Regions from separate parts of the Mus musculus genome. Here all the other regions are linked to region 7. The links are chromatin loops, found by intact Hi-C in ENCODE. Cell type or tissue: left cerebral cortex. All regions are shown on one strand. Links, peaks and the distances in the headings refer to the core of each region. The heading gives the core; the rest is flanking DNA. Region 1 has its middle 46 kb from the start of Dph5. Region 2 holds the start of Dph5 (diphthamide biosynthesis 5). Region 3 has its middle 63 kb from the start of S1pr1. Region 4 has its middle 20 kb from the start of Gm40124. Region 5 overlaps Slc30a7 (solute carrier family 30 (zinc transporter), member 7). Region 6 has its middle 54 kb from the start of S1pr1. Region 7 holds the start of S1pr1 (sphingosine-1-phosphate receptor 1).

The links. Peaks named below come from ENCODE experiments on the same cell type or tissue, not always from the same donor. Only the 100,000 strongest peaks of a DNase experiment are listed, where the experiment ranks them.
Region 1: a loop joins it to region 7, with 2.0 times the contacts of the local background. A loop is called at or near these places in 8 of 42 quality-filtered maps.
Region 2: it touches region 7 in a loop (9-fold over the local background); 28 of 42 quality-filtered maps call a loop at or near these places.
Region 3: it touches region 7 in a loop (2.3-fold over the local background); 9 of 42 quality-filtered maps call a loop at or near these places.
Region 4: a loop joins it to region 7, with 4 times the contacts of the local background. A loop is called at or near these places in 16 of 42 quality-filtered maps.
Region 5: it touches region 7 in a loop (4-fold over the local background); 15 of 42 quality-filtered maps call a loop at or near these places.
Region 6: a loop joins it to region 7, with 2.9 times the contacts of the local background. A loop is called at or near these places in 14 of 42 quality-filtered maps.

What each region holds. Positions count from the first base shown.
Region 1 is chr3:115,931,812-115,936,173 of GRCm38, reverse strand. It overlaps a transcript of Dph5 not described here. Among named protein-coding and RNA genes, the nearest start is that of Dph5, 46 kb to the right of the region's middle. In left cerebral cortex, for the core only: no CTCF peak of the experiment used is centred there; DNase peaks (open chromatin) are centred at 1,636 and 2,177.
Region 2 is chr3:115,885,896-115,890,279 of GRCm38, reverse strand. It overlaps Dph5 (diphthamide biosynthesis 5), which reads right to left and starts at 2,097. Exons shown (of 8, transcript NM_027193.2): 1 at 2,003-2,097; 2 at 1,683-1,840. The coding sequence starts at 1,817. It overlaps A930005H10Rik (RIKEN cDNA A930005H10 gene), which reads left to right and starts at 2,150. Exons shown (of 2, transcript NR_015487.1): 1 at 2,150-2,516. In left cerebral cortex, for the core only: no CTCF peak of the experiment used is centred there; a DNase peak (open chromatin) is centred at 2,158; H3K4me3 peaks cover 2,154 bases; H3K27ac peaks cover 1,422 bases.
Region 3 is chr3:115,775,694-115,780,077 of GRCm38, reverse strand. No RefSeq gene overlaps it. Among named protein-coding and RNA genes, the nearest start is that of S1pr1, 63 kb to the right of the region's middle. In left cerebral cortex, for the core only: no CTCF peak of the experiment used is centred there; no DNase peak of the experiment used is centred there; H3K27ac peaks cover 324 bases.
Region 4 is chr3:115,659,405-115,663,788 of GRCm38, reverse strand. No RefSeq gene overlaps it. Among named protein-coding and RNA genes, the nearest start is that of Gm40124, 20 kb to the right of the region's middle. In left cerebral cortex, for the core only: a CTCF peak has its summit at 2,576 (motif pointing left); a DNase peak (open chromatin) is centred at 2,563.
Region 5 is chr3:115,972,599-115,976,982 of GRCm38, reverse strand. All of the region lies in intron 8 of Slc30a7 (solute carrier family 30 (zinc transporter), member 7), which reads left to right. Among named protein-coding and RNA genes, the nearest start is that of Mir669n, 5.1 kb to the left of the region's middle. In left cerebral cortex, for the core only: no CTCF peak of the experiment used is centred there; DNase peaks (open chromatin) are centred at 732, 895 and 1,767.
Region 6 is chr3:115,766,547-115,770,930 of GRCm38, reverse strand. No RefSeq gene overlaps it. Among named protein-coding and RNA genes, the nearest start is that of S1pr1, 54 kb to the right of the region's middle. In left cerebral cortex, for the core only: no CTCF peak of the experiment used is centred there; a DNase peak (open chromatin) is centred at 2,048; H3K27ac peaks cover 2,022 bases.
Region 7 is chr3:115,711,003-115,715,386 of GRCm38, reverse strand. S1pr1 (sphingosine-1-phosphate receptor 1) reads left to right here and starts at 332. Exons shown (of 2, transcript NM_007901.5): 1 at 332-678; 2 at 2,273-4,384. The coding sequence starts at 2,444. The coding sequence ends at 3,592. In left cerebral cortex, for the core only: CTCF peaks have their summits at 398 and 2,401; DNase peaks (open chromatin) are centred at 1,245, 1,853, 2,368, 2,929 and 1 more place; H3K4me3 peaks cover 4,000 bases; H3K27ac peaks cover 3,456 bases.

The sequences.
Region 1 (4,362 bases), core at 363-4,362, 220 kb before region 7:
AGGCATATTATCTTTTAAAGTGTAACATTATATAAATAGAATCATATTTCTATATAAGCATAAATACAGTTTCATGGCAATTATAATTACAACTTTGCCATTTTTTTTAATTAGGTATTTTCCTCGTTTACATTTCCAATGCTATCCCAAAAGTCCCCCATACCCACCCCCCCAACCCCCTACCCACCCACTCCCCCTTTTTGGCCCTGGCGTTCCCCTGTACTGGGGCATATAAAGTTTGCAAGTCCAATGGGCCTCTTTTTCCAGTGATGGCTGACTAGGCCATCTTTTGATACATACGCAGCTAGAGACAAGAGCTCCGGGGTACTGGTTAGTTCATATTGTTGTTCCACATATAGGGTTGCAGTTCCCTTTAGCTCCTTGGGTACTTTCTCTAGCTCCTCCATTGGGGTCCGTGTGACCCATCCAATAGCTGACTGTGAGCATCCACTTCTGTGTTTGCTAGGCCCCGGCATAGTCTCACAAGAGACAGCTATATCTAGGTCCTTACAGCAAAATCTTGCTAGTGTATGCAATGGTGTCAGCGTTTGGAAGCTGATTATGGGATGGATCCCTGGATATGGCAATCACTAGATGGTCCATCCTTTCGTCACAGCTCCAAATTTTGTCTCTGTAACTCCTTCCATGGGTGTTTTGTTCCCATTTCTAGGAAGGGGCAAAGTGTCCACACTTTGGTCTTGCCATTTTTTTTTTAACTTTTAGAAATGTGATCATCTAAATTTTTAAGTAAATTAGGGACAATCTGATAGCCTTACGTCCTCACCCTAGGCAGTGAGCTAGCTCACCATGTTCGACTTTACAGGAATTCTCTATGTCATGTTACTTCCCCTGACGAGTAATTAGTATAAAGGTCGCACTGGCTTAGGAAGACTCCAGAAGGCTAAGTTAACACATCTGTTAGCTTGAGACTTGTCGGACACAGCACTGTGGTGGCTGATAGCCAGCAGCTACGGAAACCAACAGAAGTGTCAACTCCTGGAAAGAGCAGATTTTAGTTTTTATTGGAAAAGCTATGGCTTCAAAAAGACAACTAATCTCTCTCCTGCATAGGTGAGGGTGCAGTCCCACTCAGGAGATGATGAACTGAAGAGTAGTAAGACTGCCAGGCTCCTGGCTGGGGATGGGGAAAGGGAGCCCAGGGTACCGTGGGGTAGGGCGAGACTGAGGGGCACAGAGCCCAGAAGAACCATGTGAGTAATTTATGAACTCCAAGGATCACCTTCAACTCATTAATGCTTTGATGTTGATCCTACTTAGCAAACTAAAAAAGCCCTATCCAACTCCCCAAGTTCCAGACTAAGTAGAACAAACTACACGGGGCCAGACCTGCGGTCTTTGACCAGTGTACAGAAGGGACAGACAAGCACTCACACCCTGCCCTTCACCACGTTGCTTGCTTCTGAGAACAGAACGGCTGACTTCACCACAGAGTTTTAGAGGACTTAGGACCTAATATATGATATCCAGAACGTCCAGTTTAAATCCCAGGGGAGTTGAACAAGTGCTGTAACCACGTGAGCTTTGGAGTAAGCTAATAAAGATCTTGATGTAGCCACTATGAAAACACACAACTGCACAGTAACAAATAACCCTGCAACAAAGACTAATGAAAGAAATTGGAGACTAGGGCTGAGCTTGCTCTGTGGCTAACAGCTACTGTTCTTCAAGAGAACCCAGGACTGGTTCCTATAGGATGGCTTCAGAGTGGTTTGTAACTCCAGTTCTAGCAGATCTGACATCCTTTTCTGTCCCTGTGGTCTCCTACAGATAACTCACATAATAGCACATGTATGCACATCAAAATTTTATTTTTTAAAAAAGATGAAAATTCAGGACAATAAGAAAAAATTTAAAAGCATATCAAATGAACTCAATAGCAGTATAGAAGAAGCAAGAGTCAATAACCGTGAAGACAGATCAGGAAAAGTTACCCATTCAGAACACAAAAACCATTTCAAGAAAGAAACTACAGAAACAGAACACAGCTCAGCGACTGTGGGATAAGCAATGTCCGACACTCCTATTCTCAGATTCATCAGAGATCAAGAAAGAGGATAAAGCATTCAGTGCAAAAGAGATATTTGAAGAATGGCTGTATTCTTCCCACATGGGATAAACTCCAGACTATCCACACCATATGGAAGACTTGCAGTCAAACTCCCACGGGCCTCACTGCAGTGCCAGTAAAGTTCTGCTATCATGTACGGGAAAAGTGGAGGAGCTAGAAAGCAAACAGCTTCAAAAAGAAGCGAAGGAAGCACACTACCTCTTTTTAACATTTGCCCCAAAACTAAAAAGGTCAAAAGGGTGGGGCGCTGTGCCACCTGTCTCCAAAAGGCAATGAGCATACAGGAACTGAGTTGAAGTTGCATTTTACTACAATCTGTGATCTGAGAGGGTGGCAAATGACATCCTTTATAAACAACCTTACATCTAGTCTTCCGCTAGCAGTGTTTGGGGAGAGCGAGACAGAGGCAGTCAATCTCTCCAGAGCTGACCTGTAAGAGACGAACAATGAGAACTCACGTGTGATACTGTGAGAACGCAGAAAGAAAAGGCCAGTTTGGAGGTCATTTGGGCAGTGTTGAGTCACTCTCGTCATTGCTCAAGTAGGCAATGTAAAGAAGGGGGTGGTTCTATTTGGCTTACACGGTGTGGTGGCGCTGTGGCAGAACCAGCTCCTTGTCCTTGGCGGCATGGGGTGGGTTGCTCACCTATTGGTGGATGGGAAAAAGAGAGGAAGATGCTGGTGTTGGAGTATTCGCTTTCTCCTTTCCCCATCGTTGTTTGGTCTTGACCTCAGGTTTACGGTACTGTCCCTATTGAGGATAGGGTTCCCTCCTTCAGTGGATCTTTTGTAAATACCCTCAATACACTCAACATGGATTTAACATTTGACCACACATCCAATGCTCTAGGAATTCCTTTATGCAACCAGACTGATCTTCACAATGAAAGATATATTAATTTTTCAGCACTGCATAAATGCATACAATGTATTTGAGCAACTTTGGCTCCCGCTCTGCACCTTCAGCTCCGGTGGACATTCACCACAACCCTTCCCAGCTTGCCTTCTGTTTGCCTCTTATAACCAGAGTCTGATTTGTATGTCGTTCCTACTGGAGCATGGGCAACCCACCAGGAACTACACTCCTAGACAAACTCAGTCTCCCTCCTCTGGTCGGCCATGGCTATCCGATCACTCTTAAGCTGGGGTGAGGCTCATCTGCTCCTCTCTGGTCCATGCTGGAAGGTTGACCACAGCCACCACAAACTCAGAGGTTCAGTGCTTATGTCTAAAAGACAGTTTCACTCTGATCCTTTCCTATCTCTGGCTCTTTGAATAATGTTTTTGTTCCCTCTTTCTCTACGTTCCCTGAGCCTTGGCAGGGTGGTTGTATAATACAGATGTCCCATGTATGGCTGAGAGCTCCACACATACGTGTCTTCGCACTTTGGCCAGTGGCGAATCTCTGTATTAACCATGCACTACACAAGGACTTTTGTCTGAGGAGACCTGAGAGTTACACTTGCCTGTGGGTATAGAAATAGCTACTTAGAATGTACTTTGATATTGTACCTATTTAGCAAATAGTGGCAGATTCACTCCTGGGATGTATGAGCTCTCCAGATCGGTTTCTCCTGTGGAGCAGGCCTTAAATCCAGTCAGAAAGTGATTGGTTAGCCCTATAATATTCATGTCACTATTGCACCAACAAACATATCTCGCTAGGCCAGTAAACAGGTAGTTTCCTTCAGAAGTAAATGTATTACTATCATCTGAACCAGAAATCCCATTCTTGGGTATCTCTTCTAGAACAACCACACAAAAGCTTCGATGTGAATGCTTTAGCAATTATCATGACTACTGCAGTCTCTCCATGCGGAGACCTCTACTAACCAGTAAAAAAGGGACACACTCTTGATACCTGGGACAGTCTGCATGAATATCCAGAACACCGAGCTTATGGAAGCCAGTCTCATATTTTTGACCTTCTCAAAAAGGCAAAGCTCTTGAAGAAGAATAGATCACTGGTTTCCAACAGTTAGGGCAACGGGCAAAGGGACAGAGAGAAGGAATTCTTGGTGACAGCAGTGTTACTATCAAGGCGATTCACTGAATCTTTCTGTTGATACATTGACACCTAGCTATGGGCAACAGCATGGTAAAATCCGTGCCTAACACACACAAGGCCAAAGCTGTGTGATCTAACTTCCTTTACCCCGGCACTGCAAGAGCCAAAGCAAATCGAGACCAAACTTCAAGACAGCCAAAGCCAATAAAGAGCTCAACTGCTAAAGAAACACCAAATGTGCACTCCTTTCTCCGGTCTCTGTCTC
Region 2 (4,384 bases), core at 167-4,166, 170 kb before region 7:
ATAACAGATATTCTGGTACCTTAAAAAAACTACACAAAATTTACTTATAGGTAAGGTAAGCCCAGACCCCTAATAATTACATTTATGCTTAGGGGAAAACCTTGAAAAATTAATATTTACTAACACTTATAATTTATAAAGCATTTTCACATACACCTTAATAAATACTATATAACTTTCAATTGGTTATTTTTTCTTTGACAAATGGAGAAACTAGCATTTAGAAATTTGGAAATATATCTGCTAGCAGCTAAAATGTCTGAAAACTTTTGTGATGGACACTGTTCTAAGAGCCTAGAAGGCAAACACATCCTGACCTCAATTTATAAGAAATTAAATGTAAAGGAATTGTCCAGGGACATGTCACAAGGCAAAACAAGTTATGTCCCAATTTTGCTCTAAGCTATTGTCTAATATTCTTTTGTTTTTTGCTTTTTTGGGGGTGGGGGGTTGAGACAGGATTTCTCTGTGTAGCCCTGTCTGTCCTGGAACTTACTCTGTAGACCAGGCTGGCCTTGAACTCAGAAACCTGCCTGCCTCTGCCTCCCAAGTGCTGGGATTAAAGGTGTGTGCCACGACTGCCTGTCTTCCCTTTTTGTTTGTTTTTGGTTTTTGTTTTTGTTTTAGAGACAGGGTTTCTCTGTGTAGCCCTGGCTGTGTTTAATATTCTATTCGATTAACCTGCCAGTTATCTATTTTCTCAAATGGTTTTAGGTCCATTATAGTTTCTGATCACTGATCCAAGACATATTTCTATCATCTTGAAGTAAGTATAAACACCGACAAGTGTGGCCAGCAAGTCAAACTGACCATTAAACACTACTTTTTTTTTTTTTTTTCTAATTCATGACCAACTTAAGAAGAAGCCTATTTAGGATTCAAGATTTTTAACATAACCCTGAAACCTTCAAAATTCTGAGTTGTGAATCTGAGAGATATGACCGGAAGTTCTCTGGCCCACACTTTTATATGGAAGACTTGACAATTTAAAAAAACAAAACAAAACAAAAAAACCTTCCTCTCCTCCTCTAACAACACATCAGCATCTTATCTCAATATAGGGTTCACTTTAAGTTTGACAATCAAGCAGAAACTGACCCTTCTTGTTGTAACTATTATTTACATATTTACCCTGTTTAAGGTATATAATGCACTAATACATCCTCTGGTTACTTAGTCACTCTATATGTACATGTGGGAATGACAGCCTTCCTGGGAGAGTACATGTAAGGTCTCTTTGGCTATGTTGCAGACAAAAAAAAATGAGATCGCTGTTCCCTATGGAACTACTTCAAAGACGGAAGCTTTCAGATCGCTTGCTGAATGTATAAGCAACTCATTAAGCCTGTGTCAGCACCTCATTAGCACTCAACTCGGAAAGGATGTCTGGCTAGCTCATGAAATAACGGATTTGATAACTATCCCCAAGAGTGTAAAATAACTTTTTTTTTTTTATTTACTGGAGAAAGGCACAAAATTAGACTTGTAAAGTAGGACAAACTACCGTTTCATTTCCCAAGTCACTGAGTATGAAGTAGATCTTAATGGACAGGGTGTGTGTTTTACAGGGGCTTAAAAAAAAAAAAAAAAAGCAGACGCTTAGAGTCTGTGCAGTCTAGGGTAGGAGAATCGGACGCTAGCTAGATGTCTTCCCCAGAGGCCTGGGGACTTTAATCACGTACCAGGGCTTCCTTCCCTACAGTCAGGACTGAGGTGTAGGCTTCCAGATACACGCGACTGCATCGTCTCACAACTTCCAGGCCCTTGACTGTGATGTCCTTGGCATCTCCCAGGCCCAAGCCGATCAAGTAAAGCATTCCGAACTCCAGGGATGGGGAGACTGCAGAGCGAAGTGAACAACAGAAAAACGTCAGCTAACACCGGGGACCTAAAGTCTAGGGATGAACATAAAAACCAAGGTGGCACCCTGCGTGCGTCCGACACTCCTGCATACTCTTAGAAAATAATGGAATGACTGTTTTTAAAAGTGTGATCCGATTACCCGCTTAGAGACTCGGAGGTGATTCGCTGACGTCCCTCAAAGTCTCACTGCAGCCTTTTAATAATTGCAGTCCCCAAACCATGTGCCCATCAGAGACAGAGCTTCCGGGTCTCACCTAACGGCGCCGTAAAGCGCAGAGCCCTTCACAGCACTTTACGACTGGCAGGAGGCGGAGATGACAGACCGCTCCAGGAACGAGCTATAGAGCGATCGCATACCCCCCGCAAGGCCCTCCAGGACTCGCTGACTCCCGGGCAGAGGTCAAGGGTCAGGAATGGGTCCAGCTGTGCGCCTGGAAAGGACCCAGCGTGCCCACGCTCCCGGCAAGCCAGGACTCAAACATCCCCAAAGGGCGTCCGGGCTGATGACGATAGCTCCCAATCGCCCTCCAGACGCACACTGGCAGGAACAACCGGAGGGACTTCCCTGACCGACCCCGCGTTTGCTCAGCTTTGAATTCCCGCTCTGTAGATCTGTCGCAATTTAACCAGAAGTCACCCTGGTGAGGGGACAGGTTGGCTTGCCCTGCTGAGTGTGGTTGTTAAGTTCCCAGGGGGGGGGGGGGGGCTGTGACTCCTTCTAGGGGTTTGTCCCTGGGATCTGATACCAGAATGCCTCAAGGGAATCTGCCTTAGTCACCCTCGGTGGAGAGTGACCTTTTAAGAGTGCTCAAGGGATGACTAAATACGAATGTGATGACATATACGGATGAAAAATGCCATAATGAAGCCCATTACTTAGTATGCTAACCAAAGGATAATTTTAAAAAAGAAAGTAGTTCTATGGCGGGAAGCGCATAACAAAAAGGAAAGTGCTTTAAACCTCTCAGCGGTTGTTGCAGAGATTCTTAAAGATTGGTTACACGCAGCTCCAGTAAGCGAAAAGTTTACACTGCAGATGCTCTTCCTAAATTCACTGGTAACTTTATCCAAGTTGGGAAGACAGTTCATTGCTTCTCTTGGCACAATGTAATGGCCTTTCAGATTTTTCTTAAGTCTAGCCTTTTCCTCCAAGGGTGCACGAAGACCTGATTCTCCCTGTTCCCACTAAATTGATTTATTCTTTGCACCATATTAAAATACATACACCTCAAAATAGATCATGGTGTAAATGGAAAGACCTAAAATTATAACAGAAGAAAAAAAAAAAAGAAAAGAAAAGAAAATCTGACCTATCCAGGGAGAGATTTCTCAGGTATGCTATAAAAGGCATGTTGCAAAGAGAGAGGAAAAAAAGTCATACTTTAATAATAAAAACTCCCTTCAAAAGACTGAAGTCGTACACTGAGAGAAAATGTTTGCAAACCAGAAATTTGACAAAAGACTTGTCAACAGAGCAAACAAACCAAAGGAAGGCTATCAAGATGCTGGTAAAGGAACTTGTCACGCAAGTCTGACAACCTGAGTTTAATCCTGGAACCCAGTTAAAGGTGGAAGAAAAACAACTCCACAGAGGTCTCCCCTGACCACCACAGGCTGGCACACCCACACACACCCCCACACCCCCCCACACACAAACAAATTAATAATAAACTGAAGATGAATTCAAATCTAATGGATTCTTAAATGGAACAAGAAAACAACTCAATGTGGAAAAATGTACAAAAGATTTTGAGTGATAACAAATAAGATAGGCTAATAACAGATAAGCATTTTAAAACTTGTCTAGCCGGGCAGTGGAGGTGCACACCTTTAATCCCAGCACTCGGGAGGCAGATGCAGGCAGGTTTCTGAGTTTGAGGCCAGCCTGGTCTACAGAGTGAGTCTTGAACCCCGCCCCCGCCCAAAAAAAAATCTAGAGAAATGGTTTTCAAAGTTCTTTTTAGATTATTTTATGTGTGTGAATGTTTTCCCTGTCTGTATGTCTGTGTACCATATGTGTTCCTGTGCCCATGGAGGTCAGAAGACGGTACCAAAATCTCTGGAACTGGAGTTACAGATGTTTATAAGCCACCATGTGAGTGCTGGGAATCAAACCTGATAATCCGGAAACCTATCCAGTTCTATACATCCAGAGCTGGATTCATCACCTTCTTTACCTGCGTGGTATCTGACTCTGTATCGGGTAGGTTTGACATTCCCCCAACCCAGATATTAGTCACCCCCACACGTACTGCCAGGTCTTCTCTGTCAGAAACCATACTGACTATCACTGTGTTGGTTCAGATCCTAGCTCTATTACTCTGTTAGCTTCCCATCTTGTTCCCTTCAAATGTGTCTTCACAGAAACCAGGGAGGACTAGTAAAGATACACCCTAAAAATAGTATCCCCCTTCTAAAAAAAAAAAAAAAACTTTGGCAAAAGAAACCCCATGCTCTTAAATTTCCCATCTATGGGATGTTGAGTACCTGCCTCCCTGGTCCCCTTACATACCATGAGCGT
Region 3 (4,384 bases), core at 271-4,270, 65 kb before region 7:
GACTTTATACTTGCTTCCACACCCTTTCAGTAAGAGAACTCCACGTTCTCATAGTTTGTGCAAAGTTATTTTTAAAAACCCACCCCTCTAAGTGCTCATTAAGATCGAATCCCATTTCCAGCCTGATGGATTCTTTTCTACTTGCCCCAAAGATAAATGGAAACATCCTGTTTGGTGTGGTGGTATTCCTCTGTCTGATGTCAGGCTGTTTTTTAAGTTTTCGGTTTTGTTTTGTTTTGTTATTTAGGTCTATGTGATTCCATTAGGGCAACTGACTTCCTAATTAGTCTTTAATAACAATTCCTGGAACACTGTGATGTCAATGGCACATCAGCTAGGTGAGTTATATTTGGGGTCGAGGATTCAGGTCAAGGTCACTTCAGATTCTCACATTTATGTCCCATGTGCACAGGCACTGACAGGCTATACAATGGAGCTAGAGTAGGGGATTAGGACTGTAGAGATCTTGATCGAGGAACGAATATTCCAGGCTGTTTTACTTGCCTTATTGATCATTTGCCATGATTCTAATGTTCATAGCTTGTTTTCTGATGCTGTCTGTAAGTTTTAGAGATCATTTTACTGTTCTCTGCTCCTCCCGTTGCTCTGCCTCTCAGGGCCTTGGGAGTGCTGTATAAGCTCTCATCCACTGAACATAGCCATTTCCTGGCCCCCCAAATATCTGCATTTCTTACACAAATAATAAAGACAGTGAGGTGTTTCCGTAGCATAGTGATCAGCGATCTTTAAAGGTTTCATTTTCATTTTTAATTTTGTGTGTGCACTTGCACAGGGATGAGGGGCTGGAGGTCAGAAGAGGGAGCTAGACCTCCTGGAGTTGAAGTTACAGGCAGTGTGGAGTGCACTCGTGTGGGCGCTGGCAACACACTCTTAGCTACCGAGCCATCTCTCTTTAGCCTGTTCTTTAACAATTCCCACTCTTATGCAGTCCATAGAGATTTGAAAATGTTTGTAATACCCCTTACAAATTGTCAAATATTTTAATTGTAATTTTGGTGATAGATTTCCTTCATGTTGTAAGTATTTACTTAACAAAGTAGCTATATTGCTTTTCTATATTAACATATAGTCTAAATACCACAGCAATATGGTACTCCCATGACCCATTTCAGAGTTAGAAAATCAAGTTTAATTTAAAAGGCAAATGCTACGCTCTGTTTAATAGATATCTACATTTCGTCCGGGTTTTCATTTCTATTTCCCATGGAACTTTATTCTGCACTTATCTTTGAACCGTGTGTATGATAATCCCATCATGCTTCCCTCGTACAAAAACAGTTACGTAAATTAATACTTCAACCAATTTCCTGTAATCATGATACCCAAACTTCTTTTGGAATCAGTTACTACTGCCATTATTATTCATTTAAAGGTCACCCAACACACACACACACACACACACACACACACACACACACACACACACACGAGACAAAATCTATATGCTTAACAACTCTCAGGGTAATGGTGAAATAGATTTTTTTTTATAACAGCATATAAATGAAGAAACTGCATGGTGAATTGGACTTTTTGGTTTCCCCTGTTGTTTTGACATTTTTTGCATTTCTACTATCCATTCATGGATATTTATTGTTCACTGCAGGAAGGAGGCAGGTTCATCATCCATAAAGTCAATAACTTTTCCTTTGTCCATTTAATTTTGAAAGAGTCTTTCTATATAGTCCCAGTGGTCTCCAAGTTATAACCCTCCTGCTTCAGCCTCTCAAGTGCCAGGATCATAGTTGTTACATTTCTTCTAGATTCTGCTCCACAGTCACCTGGCAAGGTCTATCCCAACACACTCAGCCCTAGCTTTTCTTGTTATTGATGCAGATCCTGAAAGGTCTTATTCATGTGCATAAAGAGACGGTACTGAAAAGTGCAATGGTGTGTGTGTGCATGTGTGTATGCATGTGTGTGCATGTGTGTGCACATGTGCTTGCTTGTGTGTGTGTGCTTATGTGTGTGTTTATGTGCATATGTGTGAGTGTGTGTGTTGCTAAACTCAGGGGATTGCATATGCTAGGCAAATGACCTACTACAGTTTTCTAGTTTTTAAATAAAAATTTTCTTAAATTATTTAAATTGCTTCAAAATTTTAAATTGTATTGTGTCACATACACAGAGCCACTCAGTGATCTTTCATCAAAAGATACTTTGAACTGTGTCGGTGGCTGACTCGGTGAGGAGGGAGGGACACTTTTCTCTCCCTCCTCTCACAGTCCTTGTGCTGGGAACTCCTCAGTGAGAAGCTGAGGTCCCAGTGTTTCGCCAACTCCTGGCACATCCCAGCCCCTGCTCAGCTGAAGTACACTGTCCCCGAGGCTGCTCTGATACCCAGGCAGTAGGTAGACCACAGGCAGTATCTACAGAGTGATTATTCTGACTGGAGAGGTGCCTCTGCTCCAGGATGGAGCCATCACTCCCTCTAAGTAATGAGACGTGGGGATGGCAAGCCCTGGATGTTTTCTCTGGTGATGCTACGGTCCTCTCCAAACTTCTGTTAAATATGGATAATGGGTTGTGGAGATTGTTTTGTGGACAAAAGTGCTTGCATGCAAATGTGAGTATCAGAGTTTGAATCCCCAGAACCCATGTGAAAGCCAGGTGCTGCAGTATGGGTGTCTATAATCCAGGGTTTCTATGGTTGATGGAAGGCAAGGACAAACAAAACAAAACAACACAAAACAACAAACAAACAAACAAACAAACAAACCCAGGATGTCCATGAGCCAGCTGACCTGGCATCCACAGCAGGAAAACAACAAAGAGATTCTGTCTCAAATAAGAGGGAAGGCAAGACCAGCACGCAGGGTAGTCTTCTGATCCTCTCTCAGCATGTGTATGTCATGCATGCACATATACAAAGGTAAAAAAAATTAAAAACGTATTGAAAATGTCTATAGTACTAGCATATATCCCCCCACACACACACACACGTACTCATTGCTGACTGAAAGCACTATTGAGATACTATAGAACTTGAGTAATGTTCATATAAATATAACTTGTTCTCTGTTAAGGGAAGTTGACATGATCTTTCCCAAAATATGAACTTGTCATAGATGGATAGTCTGCACACACAAGGTATAAGAAAGCACGCAAAAGCACAGCCCACCCCGCTGGACCTCTGTGCTTGTTCTCTCGAAAGGATCTCATTGGCAAGAGTCCTCCCTGCTGCTTTGAGTCCTCCTTGTTCTGAGAAGCACTTGGACTCTGAGAGGCACTTCCCTTGGCAGTGCCACCTTTAGAAGCCCTCGGGGGACTTTTGTCCTTATCTACATATTTTGAAGAGTTTAAGTGGCAGACACTCCTACCTTCCCCTCGGTGGTGTTCCTGTTGTGAGATTGATCCTGGACAGAGCATTGTCGCAAAAGGGGAATTGGCTAAGTGTGGATGCAGTGGGAAACGCAAGAAAGAAATCAGAAAACCCAAGCTGTTAAATGAATAAGTCTAGATAGAATTAAAGATTTTAAATGAGGCGGTTTAAGGGAAGGGATCCTAAGAATTGGATAAGCAGTGTGCAGCTCTGTTTGGTGAATTGATGGTTTATTTTTAGTTAAAATAGCAGCCAGCAGTTCATCCACCGGAAGATTTTGACACGGAACACAATAGCTCTTGAAGACTTTACTGTATTTTCTTCTTATTACTTCAAATTTCATTTTGATTGACCCTTCAACATTTTTGTGTCTAATCAATGCTATACGACTAGTAAAATAATTTTATTTATAATGGTAAAGTAATTTATTTATAATGACTGAAAAATTCCTTACCGAGCATATAGTAAATCAATCTGTACCTTGAAGATAATCATGTTTATCTCTTCTGATGACATTTACTACCCAGTATCTTCATACCAAAGCTGAGGAAAGGTTACCGGATGGGTTGACATTTACTCTGTGTCCTCTGAGACTGTGAGGTATGAGGTACTTTGTGGCTCTGAAGGAGTCCTCAAAAGTGGGACTCATTCAGTGTAGACGAGTGATCCTATTAATCAGGCAAAGGGAGCAATCGTCTTTCTATGTTTACTAGTGAGACGTGGGTGGATCTCTCAACCTTGTCCTTGGGCTACAGCTCCAGAGAGGCAACATTTGGTCAGCCAGAAAGCAATCTGCCAGGTGCACAGAGAATGTCAGGGGAGGAGAGTGGCTGTGATTAACTATTGATACTTTTCATTAACTAATACAGTGGCAACCTTTTTTGATGCTCAATTAATATATATGTTGGTAAAGGCATTCAAATGCCCTTGGTTTATCCAGACAGCACAAAGGAGGTTGCTGGCTCTGAAATTTATCTCATATTTTCTCCATATAAAAGAAAACACATCTTGAAATCATCTTGTCGTCGTCGTCGTCGTCGTCCT
Region 4 (4,384 bases), core at 200-4,199, 52 kb after region 7:
AATGGGTAGGTGAGATATACAGCATGGATATGCTGGTCAGAGAGGTGATCCTTATCATGATAAGGACAGATGGGGGGTGGCACAGAATTCTATTATGTTACTCAGACTGGTGTATAATTTGAAACATTCATTTTCTATTTCTAGATTTTTCTATTTATTGCTGACTATGAGTAACCCCCTTGATAAATGATATTGCTGGAAAAGGAGGGATGCTGTAGCTAAGAGCTTATTATTGTGGGAGCAGGAAGGTTCCTCAATAATCATCAAGGGTACAATGGATACCCCCAATAACAAAAGGTAGGGTAACAGGAGAAACATAACAATTTAATCCACATTTTACATGACATGGGGGCCTTCAGAGACAAAGACCTATGGGAAAGAATGTTTGTGCTCAGATTTGGTGAAGAATAAAGAGCTATGTACAAATTTGACTTAATAAAAATAAACTGTAACTTAATGGCAAAAGGCTAAGGAGTGAAGCTCAATAGGTCAGGTTCCCTTCTTTCTACTATGGGGCAAGGCTCTCTGGAATGGCATATTTCAAGAAAGATGGGTTTCTGGATTTTACACTGTTTCTATCTCTCTATCTCTTTGTCTCTTTGTCTCCATGTCTCTGTTTCCCTCTGTCTCTCTCTGTCTCTCTCTGTCTCTGTCTCTGTCTCTCTCTGTCACTCCATCTCTCTCTGTCTCTCTGTGTATTTCTGCCTGTCTGTCTTTCTGTCTCTGTCTGTATCTCTATATCTCTGTCTCATCCTCCCAAGCATGGCTGCCAATTGAACTATGTAGTTGTGTTTGATGTTGAACCCCTTCCTAATCATGCTGGCTCTACGTCACTAGTACTCAAGTGATAGGCTTCATGAATGCTGGGCAAACACTCTGCCATGTGAACTAGAGCCCCAGCCCCTTATTTCTGATCTCCATAAATTGCTTAGTACGAAGAAAGTCAGGCAGGACAAAGAGATAGGAGAAAGTCAGGGAAACCTTGTTTCTGGGGCCATTCAGCACGTCAAAGCACCATGCTTTGGGGATATCATGTTCTGAGTCCCAACACTGAATTTAGAACATTTTTTTCAAGGGAATAGATATCATGGTAGATTCTTTTACTATTAAAAAGGCAAATGCAAATCTCCCTGAGTTAGGTCACATTATTAATATTTGCTTATTTTTACAGTGAACTGATAAGTTCACTGTAAGCAAGCACTGCAAAATCCCTGAACTAGACCACTCGCTGGATAGAAAAACAGTTTGTTGGGAACAAACTACCTAGCTGAGCTGAGAGTAGGGAGCGGTAGCTTGGAGGGGAAATGACCAAATTTTATATGGGAGTCAGAAGGGTGGGGGTCTCTGAGCTGATGCAGGGATCAAAGCTGTTAGTGATGATTGGGTGTTTGGGTCCGCTGGCAGTTTGCCCATGGCAGTTGCTGGCTGAGAATAAAGAGAGAAAGTGGTGACGGTCCTGGTGCTCGGAAACCCACATTATGAGGTTTCCGAGGAATGCTGAGTTTAAGTTTCTGTTTACCCGATACAAATCTAGCTCGCACTGGGCTTGAGCCATTATTTTAGGACACTACCAGCACACTGTCATTTGGGGGCCTGTGGTGGACCTGCCACTGAGGACAACAAAGCTTGTTAAAGATGGGGGATTATGTCCCTAAGCTGTCTGACTTTGGGACTTAGACAAGGCCAAGTAATCAACCCTTTGGCATTTCTATGAGACAGTGATATTGCTAGCTTACATCTTCATACATTTATACTAATAAAATATGTTCCTTTAGTGATTGCCTATAAGATGTTTGTCCCTTCAAACCATCATTTGTTCACATTAAAATGACAATGGTGTAGTTTTTTGAGTTGGAAGAAGTAAAATCAAGAGGAAGACACTGTGTTAGGTACCTCTGTGTACGCTCAAACAAGCAGGGGATCACTTTGCTTTCCTCTATAGAACTTAAAAGGAGTCAATACGTAAGAATAGAATAGGAAGAGAAGAAGAAGCTATGCGGTAGAGGCTCTATGTACTGTGGGTGGTCACTGGACAGACCAGCATTGTTGCTTGGAGTAACTAAGGAAGAAGGTGACATTGCTCTTCTTCCTTCAAGAATGAAGAGTGGACAGAAAAAGGAAACAATGTGAGGAAATATTTGAATATTATACATAGAAGTATATGGACTCTGTGTGTACATTTAAAAGAAGGGTATATGGTTGGGCTTCCTAGTTTTCAGTGCCTTCATGAGGCATGCAAATATGTTAACAGTCTTTAAAATATGATTACTCATGTAATCCCAGTGGAGTGATGCAAGGAAGGAAGGTTAAGTTGAATTTGAGGTCAGCCTGAGCTATCTGATAATTTCCTTGACAGCCTGGGCTACACTACGAACCCTATCCGCAATCAAAGCATAGCATAGCGCCCCCTTCCTCAGTTCACTACTATCACAGTGAGGCTATAGCCAATCAAGAGGGTGAATTAATTGGACCCTGTGCTATGGCTGTGAGCCAGGCTGGACAGCTACATGGTAGTTCACTCTATCAGTTTGGGCTCTAGGAGCATTGGGCTTGTTTTTAGGTCGCTATTGCCACCTAGTGGCCCTCAGGCCTGTGCCAGCACCAAGAAGGAATTGCAGAGTTACTTCTACTTCTTTCACTGTCTCCTGAAAACAACTCAGGCTGAAAACAACTTAGATGAATTGGCTACAGAAACCTTTGTATAGTGAGCTTGTTAGTAACTCTGTCTTTTACAAAGAGCGGGGATTGATAGTGCTTTATTACTACCACTGTCCTATGAATCTTAGGCTTTAATTAATTTAATTTAATTAATTAGTGGGTTTTCTGTGCCACTAATGGGAGTCTATAGTCACAGAGTCTCTTTGGGCACAGCTGCAGAAACTTAGCTAGGGTCTGACGTGCTGTGTGGGAGAGATGAAATGTTTGCGGGAATCAAGAAGTGGGGGAAGTCCACGGAAGATTCCATAGCTTTAATGACCTCATCTGTGGCTGTTAAATCTGCGGGTTTGTGCAGTGTGTGAAACATGCACTCAGGAGGCAGATGTGGAAGAACCACCTATAGAGAGCTAGGCTGGGCTAAGCAATGTAGGGAAAAGAAAAAGGCAAGCAGGGATGATTTTTTCAACTAAAATTTTTGTTGAGGGGGTTACCCTAAAGAATTTCATGGAATTGGAAATTGCAAATGATGCTTGCCTGGGTGTGAGATTTATGGGTTGGGGGTAAAGATAAGACTATCTGGAGGTTTTGTTTTTTTGTTTTTGTTTTTGTTTGTTCGTTTGTTTTGTATTGTACTGATCCCTGTACGAACAGAAAAGGTAGCAGCACTATGTGTCTTTATGCAACTTTATTCTCCTCCTCCTCCTCCTTTTCTTCTCCTCCTCTCTCTCCTCTTCCTTCAATAGTCTCTCTGTTGGTTCTTGTTTTTGAGCCAGAGTCTCGTCCCATAGTCCAGGCTGACCTGAAACTGTGACTTACGCTGGCTTCAAACTCATAGTGCTTTTCCTGTCTCTGCCTGCTGAGATTATGGGCATGAACTGCCTACCATACCTGGATCTAAACCCACATCTTGATATCACGGAAAAGAAGTGACACACAGATTTGGCAGCTATGCAGAAAACAAAGGCCCTTTGGGCTTCCTCTTAGCACGAGACCTCTGAGAGGCAAAGTGAAGGTGACCTGAGAAGAGGCTTGTTTGCTGCTCTAGTGGGGAAGGCTGGCTGAGCTCAGATTGATGGAAGACCATAATCATGATCTACAGCTAGCAAATGACACAAGGGGACAGCATGGAAGTGAGCATGCTCGATTCTGGATCCACAGCAACAAATGCAGCTGACGGACAGCAAGGAGGTGAGGACCAGTTATTTATTAAATTCTAAGATGGAAAGGCCCCACCTCCAATAGATTGTCCCTTACAGCATCTCTAACAAACAGGGTTTCTTTAGACCTGTCTGTCTGTAAATTTCTGCTCTAATTGTGCATACAAATCATGTAAGACCCTTAAAAAACAATCCCACTGTCAGGGCTCAGCTGCAGAGATTCTGACTTATGCTGTGGCTGGGACTCAATTTCTGGTACTTTTGGAAAGCTTTCTGGATGACTCCAGAGGGAGCCAGGTGACAAGGGAGCTGTGAACTCTGGGCTACTGTTTAGTGTCATTCTTTCCTCTTCCAAAGGGTGTCTGTTTTCAGAGTGCTGATATCACAGGCATTCACCTCTCTACTTGAAGAAGAACTGCTTCTCGACCTCCTTCTTTCTGGCTGTCTGACCTTTCTTCTCTTGTTCTGGGGCATCACTGTTGTGTGTCTGGGTTGGTGCTTGTTTTGATGTTTATCAGTCCTCTCTTAGAAACGTCAGTGCCTTCTGGTCACATAAAGTTTATGTCAGT
Region 5 (4,384 bases), core at 123-4,122, 260 kb before region 7:
TGACCATAGGGTCCTCCCAGCAAAGGAACTGGCACACTTCAGATTGGAGGTGGAAAAACTTAGGCTTTTTCACCCTAAAGAGTTATAGATTTTCTATTTCCAACTTGAATTGTTTTCCTTGTTATCTTCTTACTCATTTCTTATACAAACAAAAAATAAATAATAGATAAATTCATGCGCACACAATGAATTTATCTTGCCACAATGTCTAATACATTTTTTAAAAATTATATACCATCTTCCACAAGTAGCTTCTTTTGGCTCTAAGATCCCTACTATTTTGATTTTATCTTACCATAGGAGAGAGATAATCAAATCAATAAATGAATGTTGCCTCTGATATGATTATTTATATTATGCAGAGCTAAGGTAAGACTTGATGCTGGTCACTGAGCTGTCAGCTGAGACTGAATGATAAGGGAAGTCTGCAGACCTAACTATTAGTCACTGAGAGCTTTCCAGCCTAGGGACCAGTTGGTTTAAAAAAAAAAAAAAACCGAAACAACCCAGCTGTCCTAAAGGGGGCCAGCGTGGCTGAGGCACAGGGAGGAAGAGAAGAGTGGTTTGGGTGAAATTGAAGAAATATACCAGGGAAAATTACAGGACTTGGATGTTGGATTTAATTTCATGTGCAGTGGGAAACCATCGTAGAGTGACCCTTGGTCTATATATTTTGTTTGCGGTGCTGGGGACCATGCCAAAGCCTGGGCGTGCTTGGCAGGCACTGCCACTCGTCTATATCCTCCTACCCTGATTCGTATTTTTAAACTTTATTTTATTTTATGTAAGTGAGTGTTTTACCAGCATGTATATTTGTGTACCATGTTTTACCTGTATGTATGCCTGAGTACCACATCATGTTTTACCTGCATGTATGCCTAGTGCCTTGTTGAGGTCTAAAGAGTTTGTTGGACCTCCTGGAACTGGAATTTTAAGATAGCGTGAGCCACCAGATGGATGCTGGGAACTGAGCAATAAGTGCTCTTGGCCACAAAGCCATCTTTCCAACCTCCTGATTTGATTTTGTTGTTGTTTTTTGTTATTGTTGTTGTTGGTTGTTTTTTTGTTGTTGTTGGTTTTTTTTTTTTTTTTCCCGAGACAGGGTTTCTCTGTGTGGCCCTGGATATCTTGGAACTCACTCTGTAGACCACGCTGGCCTTGAACTCAGAAATCCACCTGCCTCTGTCTCCCAAGTGCTGGGATTAAAGGCATGTGCCACCACTGCCCAGCCTGATTTGATTTTTTAAAAATAGTTTTTAACTGGGCATGGTGGTACCTGTAATCCCAGCACGTAAGAGGCAGAAGCAAGCAGATTTCTGTGAGTTTGAGGTCAACTTGGTTTACATAGCAAGTACTAAGCTACACAGAGCTACATAGTAAGACCCTGATTCTAATAAATAAATTGAGTAAAATAAAAGAAAGGAAGAAAGATAAAAAGAAAGAAGCTATCTTAACGCAGAGGTACAAGTTTAAACAAGTAAAGCATCTAGAAGATTCCATAATGGACCAAGGGAGAGGCCATAGTAGCTAGGTCCAATCCAGCAATGGAGAGACTTGAATAAAGCCAGAAAATGGGGTAGACCTGATGAGATTTGCTCATGGCTGTGAATGTGTGGGTCAGGGCCGAGTGACAGGGAGCCATGGCAATGCCTAAAGCTCTCACCCAGGACGGATGGTGTTCTCACTGAGAGAGGACTGGTACTTCCCTCCCGTTTGAAGGCACTGTAGATGAGCAGATGTGTTCTGCGCACTGCTGGCCTCAGATGCTATGTTATGTACTCATGTGGAGGTTCCCAGTAGGCGGTGGGTGTGTAGATACGGCATTACTGTCATCACTCAGCTAACACAGAGCTGGATAAAGTCACAGTCTAGCGGTCAGCTGACGCAGTGCCACCTCGCCACTCCTTCCTTCTCCTTGGAAGTATCCCATAGTCTGTGGCTCTGTCCTGCAGAAACTGGCTTAGCCGCAGCTCCCTTTTTAATATGGTACATTGAGCAGCCTCAGTCAGTTATCATAAGTGCAACTCCTTTTTATTCTTATGACCTACTGTTCAATTCCCAAAACCCTTTAGTTTCCGTATACTTGACATATTGAGAAATGGAGGCAATCTGATTATAATACAATTAGTTATTGAAATGTATGATGCAGCTATTAAAATCTTACCTCTTTGAGACAGTGAATAACTACAGTGTATCTGAAGGTCATTCATTCAGCAAACCCTGTGGTACCTACTGGGCTGGGTTGATCACATAGCCAATCCCTTACCCCCACTGGGGAGTCAGTAAAGCATATAGGTATCAGAGGAGATAATAGGACACGCACAGCACGGTGCAGCAAGACAGGAGAGCCATGAACACACTTGAGGCCCTCCAAAGAAAGCTCTCCAACAGGAAGGAATGAACAACCCAGCAAATGCTCTTCGATGATTGGTCACTTACAGCAGACACTGGGGAGGGTGGTGAGAAGGAAAACCTGGTCAAAGAGCATCGAGAGACAGTCGGGGGAGGGGGCAGAGCCGCAGTCAACCCCCTTCAGAGCCTTTCACTGTAAAGTGGAAAGCATGATTGCCGGGCAGCACCCAGGACCCACTTTGAGGTTTGTGGTCATGAGTTTAGTATAAAAACAACTAATATGGGTGTGTGTTTCCTCGTGTCTTGCTTAGCTGCTTGGTAAATGTTATACAGTGGTAAAAAGAATTGGGTTTACTAGATGTGCAGTCTTGCCAGATGAGTGCTACTGTGACAGGGAGCAAGGCAGGGATTATAAGAGAGGGAAATTAACTGATGAGCCCCCTGCTTAGGAGTTGTTAGCCAGCACAAATTATACTCTGCACACACATGCGCGTGCGCACACACACACACACACACACACACACACACACACACTCAGGTGCTTACATGCAGGTATGCAGGTAGGGCACTCATACACATAAAATAAAAATAGATGTGATATGCTTAAAATTGACATCTAAGGTCTGAGTTATAATCAGTGAGGTGGAAGAAAAGAGCATTGTATAGTGACTAAAGGATGGGTGCTCTACATGGATACCTAAACCAGGAGTAAAGAGAGAAAGCGATAGAGGTGGCAGATCAAAAAAGGCCAAGTGCTCAGCTCTTCATTGACCAAGAATGTGCCTCTGATACTCAAACGGTTGGGAGGTGTGTGTGCATTGGAGTGAACAGTGAGGTAAAAGTAGAAAGAAAAGTGAGGAGCCAGCCCCCTGCCCCCATCTCCCATAAGTCTACCTGAGAAATCTTAAACCTTATCTCAAGTACCAACTCAGTATTGCCTTTCCTGTAAAACCTGTGCTTTTATAAGGAACGCCATGCTCATCAGTAGGGGCATAGATGGGGTTCCACTCCACTCACAAGACTGACCTTCTGGTATATTATTGAGCCTGTAGACTCTGGGCATGGTGACAGGCGCCATGGTCCTAGCACCTGGGAGGCTGAGGGAGCAGACTTCCACTCTGAGACCAGCCTGGGTTATACAGCAAGAAAAACTAAAAAGCATTTTTCTTTCCAATCTCTCCATGTTTTCTGTGCCGTATTGTCCAGGTAAAGTGTGTTGTGGAAACCTGCTCTGTCCTTTCTCATCTAGACAGACTCAGTTTTCCCTTTGACAGTGGAGGTCACTTCCCACAGTTGGTTTTCTCCCAACATTTTCTGGCCCCAAGCAATGGGGAGTGAGAATTTCTGGGCAACACTGGTTTGTACTGTGGTGACTTTTGTTTCTCAGTGAGGAGCCGGAGTGGAAGCTGCAGAGAGAGAATATTAGTTCCCGGAAATGGATCTCGGGTGCAGTTTACAGTGGGTCGCCCCCTTCTCCTCCCACGAGAAAGCTGGCATTGGAAGGAAGTAGAAAGCGGAGGAAATTGGATGTGTCACTGCAAGCTCTAAATGATCCCATTGACTTAGTGCGATTGTGTTCACCACTTGAATAAAAGGGAGCCAGCGCCACGCTCGGTGGGAGGACCCGGGAGGACACAGCAGTGCGCGTTGTCTCAGGCAGCTTCTGAAGCCTCCTAGACTTCTTTATTACTATTATCTGTTTGTGAAGTCTTCCAGTCCTCATCCTTCTTGTATTTTGTACTTATGAAAAACAAAAACAGTCATGTAGATGTACATAAAAGAATGTCCTCCTGTTTTGTATAAGAAGTTTTAAATAATACATTTATTTTTTATCATACTGAGGGAAATACTCATTTTCAAGGCAGATTTAGAGGGTTGAGCAATGACAAGCACCGGGTGTGATTAGAGGTAAGAGCTAGAAGGCCATGCATGACGAAAACAAGCTCTGCAGGTGGCATTCTATAAAGCGACTGACAAGTCACTCTTCAGATGTTCATGATTTGACCAGGACGCCAACTTTGGCAAACTATAA
Region 6 (4,384 bases), core at 193-4,192, 56 kb before region 7:
CTGCGGCCATGGGCACGTGCCCCCATTCAGTACACACACGTATAGATATGCACTCACTGATAAGTGCATATTAGCCCAGAAACTTAGAATACCCAAGATACAATTTGCAAAACACAAGAAAATCAAGAAGAAGGCAGACTTCATTCCTCCTTAGAATAGGGAACAAAATACCCATGGAAGGAGTTACAGAGACAAAGTTTGGAGCTAAGACAAAAGGATGGACCATTCAGAGACTACCCCACCTGGGGATCCATCCCATAATCAGCCACCAAACCCAGACACTATTGCATATGCCAGCAAGATTTTGCTGAAGGGACCCTGATATAGCTGTCTCATATGAGGCTATTCCAGTGCCTGATAAATACAGAAGTGGATGCTCACAGTCATCTATAAGATGGAACACAGGGCCCCCAATGGAGAAGCTAGAGAAAGCACCCAAGGAGCTGAAAGGGTCTGCAACCCTATAGGTGGAACAACAATATGAACTAACCAGTACCCCCAGAGCTCATGTCTCTAGCTGCATATGTAGCAGAAGATGGCCTAGTCGGCCATCATTGGAAAGAGAGGCCCCTAGGTCTTGCAAACTTTATATGCCCCAGTACAGGGGAACACCAGGGCCTAGAAGTGGGAGTGGGTGGGTAGGGGTGCAGGGCAGGAGGAGGGTATAGGGAACTTTTGGGATAGCATTTGAAATGTAAATAAAGAAATTATCTAATAAAATTTTAAAAATCAAATAAATCTTTAAAGATTCATTTTGTAGATATACATTGATTGAAATAGCTGGCAGTGACTGATTAAAAAACAACAACAACAACAACAACAGCTTGCTGAACTTTGTGTGTATATATGTCTGTTTTGGTAAAGTTACATGTATGAGCCAGAATGGGCATGTCTTCAGACAGAGGTATTCAGATGGCTTTAATAAATTGTCAAAACAATGCTTCTTTCTGGAGAGAATTAGAAATTGCTTTTCTATTTGCTCTGTATTTTCCAATTTTGTTTGGAATTTCAAACTAAAGTTTTAATATTTGTAGAATTTTTCAAGTGACTAAGACTTTATTACTTCTAACAAAGGGGCGGGCTTGGAGACCAGCTTTTTTCGTGGGAGAAAAGACACCCCCCGCCCCCCGCCTTCTCAGTCCTACATCTTCCGAGCCACTCCCTCTCACATCCATCCTTGCCCTTTGTCGATTTCTGTGTTTTCAACTTCTCACCCCAGATGCTAACCCTCCTAACTTTGTCCCTACACTCTCTGGAATAGTCCCTGGATTCTTAAGCAACTCTGCGACAGTACCGTGGACAAAAGCTAAACGACCCCTCATCTAGCCCACTTCAGAATGTTCTTTTCATATGTATTCTTGAACAGAGCGGCAGAGTAATACAGAGAAGCCATTGCGATGACTGGATGAACATTTCTACCCAGGCCCAGGGTAGCTTGCCAGCGTCATGTACTAAAAGTCCCACTGAGGCATCAGAGAAGACAAGAGATGGATGGATTCCAGGCTCAAGAGCTTTGTCTCCTGAACATTGCAAGGAGCTGTTTGTGAGTGGGCGTAGGATTTACTGTAAGTCACATCAGACAGCGATCGCTCTTCTTGTCTGTTTAGACTGTTCGGAGCTCGGGAAGGATGGAAGACAAGAGAAGTAACTGAGGTGGCACTGTGGACACGGTATTTTTCCCTATTGCAGTTTTGTTCTTCAAACAAACCAATCCCCATAAACAATCAAGCCAGGTTAGTCAGACACAAGCATACACTTAAGTGTAGACAAAAATATTAGTCAGTGGCCAAGGACTTGGAGGCTGGGGAAAGATGGACGTCAGGCCGTATCTGCTTCCTGCAGCACATTCCCTGGGCCACCACTGCCCAGCCACCATCTCAGGCTTGCTTGTCGTCATTGAAATCTTTGTCGTTTGGGGCTGACTCATCCAAACCTTTCAAGGGCCAGAGCGTTTCTTAGTATGCCCTGACCTCGTGCCAAACTATTGTTTCCCACTACTATTGTGTACAAGACAACGTGTACTAGAAATGCGAAACAGGAAGCGCCATCTGATCTGATTATGGGAGAAGAAATTTTCCAGCGTCCGCATGCTGATGTAATTATTTCAATACGACCCCCACCCCTGCTCACCAACAATGGTCTTTGCCACCACAGGCATATCATCTAGCTTTTTATTCTTTTTTTTTTTTTTTTTTTTAAGAGGAGTAGAACACTGTGGACTGACAACGTGGCGTTTTACATTCTATTTTAAGTAGGTTTTAGGGAGTCCTTTTCATTGGCTTGGTTTGGACATATGGAACATCTGGATTTGTGTGTGTTAAGTTTTATTTCCTTTGGAGCATCCTTAATTTATTTTACATAGGATTGTTTGTTCTCCAACCTCAGTGACCACAATCACTTGTCCTGTTTTGTTCTATTTGAAGACTACACTCCACTTCCTTAGCAAATGATGCCTGGGTTGCTGGCTCTTGGTTCTGTGTTTCTGTGATACTTCCAGTGGCCTTTCTAAGCACAGGTAGTCAGTCTCTTTCTAGTTTTATCCCATTTGCCTTCTTATCAATTCACTTAGGAGTGGAAACGCTGTACTCACAGAGGAGAAGGGCTAAACCAAAGCTTAGCTGGGTCTAAGAATGAGATGATCAACTCTTTTTTTCCCTTATTCATTTCTCCTAAGAAGTCAGCCTTAAGCTCACTATGGATCAGAGGATGAGCTTGAATTCAGGATTTTCCTGCCTCTATCTTCCAAGTACCAGTGTTACAGGTCTGTACCACTCCAACCCCCATCTTTGTATTGCATATCGCATGTGTCTGTTAGGCTCCTGATCATCCCATTTTCCAGTTGCGTGTTTCCTCCAGATTTACAGATTCTGAGAATTCCTTTTTTTTTTTTTTTTTTTTTTTTTTAGTAAAATGTTATCACAATATTATTCCTAATGTCTTTGTGAATTTCTTAATAGAAGTTCTGGCACTCTCTGTACAAAGTGGGTTTTGTTTTCTTTTAACTATTGTGAATAGAATTTATTTTTAAATAAAAATGAACAATAGTCAAAACAAAACGTTTGCCTTTGAGCTGCATTTCATACTTATGAGGAGAAAGGTCATCACTAATGAACTCGATTCTCACCTTTTAATGTTTCTAATCTTTTATAAAGATTTTAACTAGAAAGGTTTTATGCCAATTGTAAATGTGTACATAGGTTCATTATGTTGTATAGACTTTGGGTCTGGATAATTTTGATGTGCGGTCAATTCATTTCTTTGCAAGGCATTTACAAAAATAAAATTCATTTTAGCTAAATTTCAAATTATTTTCACTAAACTTTAAAACTTTAAAAACTAAACAGTTTGTTGATATTTTTTTAATTGTGGTTATTTATGGAGAGAGGCTGTGAGGAGGCTTAGAACAACTTGAGAGAACCAATTCTCTCTGTCCTCTATGTGGAACCTGGGATTGAACTCAGACCTTCAGTCTTGGCAGCAGACATTTTTTATGCACTGTGCCATTTCCAAAGCCCAATTAAGTAATTTTTAAATGTGAGCTTTGTGATCCTTTTTAACTTTCTGATTTTACTTGGAGCCATTTATCCTAGAAACATGACCAATTTCAAAACCCAGTAATCACTATTTTATTGAAATTATCATTCTGAAAGAGAGGATTCAGGAAAGATAATTTCTGAAAACCTGGAATTATCTGTCTGGGTCTAAGCAACAAGTTATAACACCAAATCTCAAGTAGTTGTCAAACATATTTTGTGCATATTCAGCCCATGACTCAATTGAAGATAAAACCTATAGGAGTCTTCTGAGCCAGACTCCCACTATTGCCGCAGAAATTCCAACCTAAGAACAAAGAGACAATATTTAGGAGTTTTCTTGTCCCACTTCCTAGATGCCAAGAAGATAAGGTAGCCCAAGGGAGGCTCTTCTTAGGCCCACAGCCCTCCCACTCCCCAAAGCCAGAGACTAGCTTCTGTTCTTATGGAACCCATGAACCTCTAGAATCTGTAGGAAGGAATGTGCTTTCTCTCTCTGTGGTACTACACAGCCGTAGGGCCAGCAGTAGACTTAAGTAGCAACATTTAAGAATTGGTTTCTAGCCAAGTTTATGCTGTTCCATGACCAAAAACAATCAGCGAAGAAGAAAGAAAGAGAGAGAGAGAGAGAGAGAGAGAGAGAGAGAGAGAGAGAGAAAGAAAGAAAGAAAGAAAGAAAGAAAGAAAGAAAGAAAGAAAGAAAGAAAGAAAGAAAGAAAGAAGATTCAATTAATAATAACTGTCTCTGTGGCCTCAAGTATCCTATATTTTGGAAAAAAATTTTTTTACCTGCAGTTCGTTGAATATGTTGAATATGTTGAATACACTGAAGTTTAAGTTTTGATTGCATA
Region 7 (4,384 bases), core at 237-4,236:
CGGGCAGTGGCTCGGGTTTCCCCTGACCGCGTGGAAGTGGCCCCCAGGGCACCGGACCACTCGGGCTACACGGATCCTCAGGGCTGTGGGGTCTGGGACCAGAAAGCTCCTCTACCAAGTGCAGGCTTGTCCTCTGTCCTCTAAGATTTTTAACGAAGAAAAGTTTTCCCAGGGATCCCCATGCCTAGTTTCAGAGTCCGTCCCGCGCTGGGGACTGCGGGAAGCTGTGTGAATTAGAATTTAGGAGCTGCCAGGCTCCGCCCCTTCTCTTCCCTTCTCTCTGCTGGTTGGGGCGGAGGGGCTCCTATTCATTTGGTTTTATTTTAGTCACTCTGCCCCAGATCTTTCTGGGAGGCTGCTTCTTAGCAGCCCAGACCCTGAGGGGCCCCCTGCCGCTGGCAGAGGGCGGAGGAGTTAAAAGCATTAACCCCTCCCAGTCCCTTCCTAGAGGAGCCACCCAGCCTCGGCGGGGCGCTCAGAGACTTCGTCTTGCAAAAGTGGTGCGGGCAGCGCAGGCAGGGCTGGCCATTGGAGTGCACCGCTGAGGAGGGAGGGGACCCCAGCTCAGGGAACTTTGCGAGTGAGCTGGTCGCCGTCAGTCGCCGACAGCAGCAAGATGCGGATCGCGCGGTGTAGACCCAGAGTCCTGCGGACGCAGCTTCGTCCGGCTTGAGCGAGGTAGGGGGTTGTGAGCCTCGCAGGCTCCGGCTATGGGGCGTCCAGGTGTCAAGAACGAACCTTTAAACACAAACGAAACAAACAAAAACTTTGAGAAAAAACAAAGCAAAACGAACCCGGGCATCACCAAGATGCTATGGAGTCCTTCTTGACTGACTTCTTCTTGGGGCACGGAGTTTATGAAGTTAGAAAAAAAAAAAGATTAATTTCCAAATTATAGAAACGACTGGGGGAGGGCATGCTAGAGAAGCTGTGATTCATTAGAACGGAGAAAAGGGAAGACGCTTATTATTATTATTTTTTTTTTTTTGAAATCCTGTAGACAAAATTATCAGGCACCACGCCAATAATTTCCATTGCCTGAGAATGGACTGTAGCGATAAGAGTGGAGAAATGTTGAGTTTCGTAAGCTTTTGTCACAGAAATGACTACAATGTCTCTAGGGTCCCCTCCCCCCTCATTTGTTATAGAGTTGATCAATTACTGTGCAGACTTTAGAGTACTTATTTAGTGCTGTGTGTCCAACTTAAGTAGTGCTGTGTGCCCTTTAGGGATTGCTAGTTCTGTTGAGAGGAGGCAATGTTGGGGGTGTGGGGAGCGGAGGAAGTTAAAAGTGCCCATGCAAACTTAGCAGTATGTGTTTCTGGAAATTAATGTACCTGAAGTTAAAACAAAGTGGCGTGCTTCGTTATCGCTAGCAGGGTGACTTTCGTGTGTGTGTGTGTGCAAGTAAGCGTTGGCTAAAGTTAAAACTTTCTTAAGCAATCAGTTCATGGAGAAACGTCTAGGATTTGCTGCAATCTCTTAGGAGGGGTTCTCCGTGAATACCTTTAAACGTAATAAATGAACTTGTGGGGCGGTTGGGTGAGGCGGAGGAGTAAAGACAGAAGTTTTAAAAAGAAGAATAGGCAGTTGCTTCACGGAGGCGCCAAGCTTTCCTGTTTACTTCAAGGCCTGGCGGCCCACACCACACCTCGCTTTACCCTCTGACCATCGGACCCTCAGCACACCTGCTCCTAGGGAGTTATTAATAGAGCCCAGAAAACGGCTTACTTGTCAAATGACCTCCTACAAAGCTACTTTTTTTTTGGCATGGTAATGAGAAGGTGGGCTGGTCTCTTCGAGGTGTGTGTGTGTGTGTGTGTGTGTGTGTGTGTTGGGGTATGCATGTCTGCCCTGCACCCAGAATGGGCAGTTGGTGCCTTCTGTGAGCAAGCAGTCGATTTTCGCTTGAAGGAATCTCAGGGCTGGACACTGAACGTGGCAATGCCAGTGGAAATGGCGTGGGCTCGAAAACTAGAATGGGTGGCTCTCATTTCCATCTTGGTGGATTTAGTGACCCAAGGGAAGGTTTTGTCTCCTCAGAGTCTGGGTAAATTGTTTTTTCTACCTCTCTTTCTAACTTCATTTCTCTTTTGTTTGTTTATTTTTGTTTTGTTAATAGAAATGACCATTTGAGTTAAAAAAAATCCTCCCTGTGTCCTGTATCCTTAAAACAAATCATCAACAAAGTTGGAGCAATGCCTTGGCTAGAATGAATTATGCTAGTGTGCTGGGCATTTTCCCTGATTCTTTTCTTTGTAACTTGTTTAAGGCTGCTGTTTCTCGGAGGCCTCTCCAGCCAAGGAAAAGCTCCATAAAAGAAAAAAGCATTGGATTGCTCGCTGACCTGGCTTTGCTGTAACTGAAGGCTCACTCAACCTCGCCCTCTAGCGTTTGCCTGGAGAAATACCACCCCAGGCTCCTGGGGACACAATTAGCAGCTATGGTGTCCACTAGCATCCCGGAGGTTAAAGCTCTCCGCAGCTCAGTCTCTGACTATGGGAACTATGATATCATAGTCCGGCATTACAACTACACAGGCAAGTTGAACATCGGGGCGGAGAAGGACCATGGCATTAAACTGACTTCAGTGGTGTTCATTCTCATCTGCTGCTTCATCATCCTAGAGAATATATTTGTCTTGCTAACTATTTGGAAAACCAAGAAGTTCCACCGGCCCATGTACTATTTCATAGGCAACCTAGCCCTCTCGGACCTATTAGCAGGCGTGGCTTACACAGCTAACCTGCTGTTGTCTGGGGCCACCACTTACAAGCTCACACCTGCCCAGTGGTTTCTGCGGGAAGGGAGTATGTTTGTGGCTCTCTCTGCATCAGTCTTCAGCCTCCTTGCCATCGCCATTGAGCGCTACATCACCATGCTGAAGATGAAACTACACAACGGGAGCAACAGCTCGCGCTCCTTTCTGCTGATCAGCGCCTGCTGGGTCATCTCCCTCATCCTGGGGGGCCTGCCCATCATGGGCTGGAACTGCATCAGCTCGCTGTCTAGCTGCTCCACCGTGCTCCCGCTCTACCACAAGCACTATATTCTCTTCTGCACCACCGTCTTCACTCTGCTCCTGCTTTCCATCGTCATCCTCTACTGCAGGATCTACTCCTTGGTCAGGACTCGAAGCCGCCGCCTGACCTTCCGCAAGAACATCTCCAAGGCCAGTCGCAGTTCTGAGAAGTCTCTGGCCTTGCTGAAGACGGTGATCATTGTCCTGAGTGTCTTCATTGCCTGCTGGGCCCCTCTCTTCATCCTACTACTGTTAGATGTGGGCTGCAAGGCGAAGACCTGTGACATCCTGTACAAAGCAGAGTACTTCCTGGTTCTGGCTGTGCTGAACTCAGGTACCAACCCCATCATCTACACTCTGACCAACAAGGAGATGCGCCGGGCCTTCATCCGGATCGTATCTTGTTGCAAATGCCCCAACGGAGACTCTGCTGGCAAATTCAAGAGGCCCATCATCCCAGGCATGGAATTTAGCCGCAGCAAATCAGACAACTCCTCTCACCCCCAGAAGGACGATGGGGACAACCCAGAGACCATTATGTCGTCTGGAAACGTCAATTCTTCTTCCTAAAGCCTGAAGAAGCTGTTGATACTGAGGGAAGCATTCTGACTTGATCACCCACTACCCCAGCATTTCAAAAATGTCTCTCGCTCTCCACTGCTGCAAGGAAGGAGCAACTGGGAGCCTGAGAGAGGGAGGGAAGGGAGAATGTGCGGCCTGGTGATACCATGATGTAGGTAGGTAGTAATTGTGAACAATGCACTGGGAAGGGTGGAGATCAGGTCTGGCCTGCAGTGGGTTTCCTGCCCCCCCCTCCCCCGTACCCTGGAGCTTTGATTTTGCACTGAGCCAAAGGTCTAGCATTGTCAAGCTCCCAGAGGGCTCATCTGGTCCCTCCTCAAAGACTAAGGTCCCAAGAGAAAGTGTTGTGATCTCTCACTGTAATGTCAAAGTGAGTATGTGCCCTTTAGCTTGGTTGGGTGGTGTACATGTCCCCACCCTCCGGTTTCTTCTCACCCTGTCTCCCCTTACCACCCCTTCTTTATATCGTAACTGCCTGACTTTTGTTCATCAGAAGGAGGTTGTGGAGGGGTCTATTTCTTGATTATAGTGAGCAAGCTATTTGCTGGGAAGGCTATTTGCTGAGGCCAAAGTTTCCATGTAAACTGGGTCAAGTTGTTGGGAATTTGGTAGGCCATCTTTAAGATGAAAATGTGTTCCTTTTTTGTCACATGTTCCTTATTCCCATTACAACCACAATGGTTGTGAATGAAGAGTAACAAAGAATAACGAAGTCTACTTTATTTGAATTATACTGGGCAGAATCTTAGATGATACGGGAAAAGCAAAAAACAAACAAAC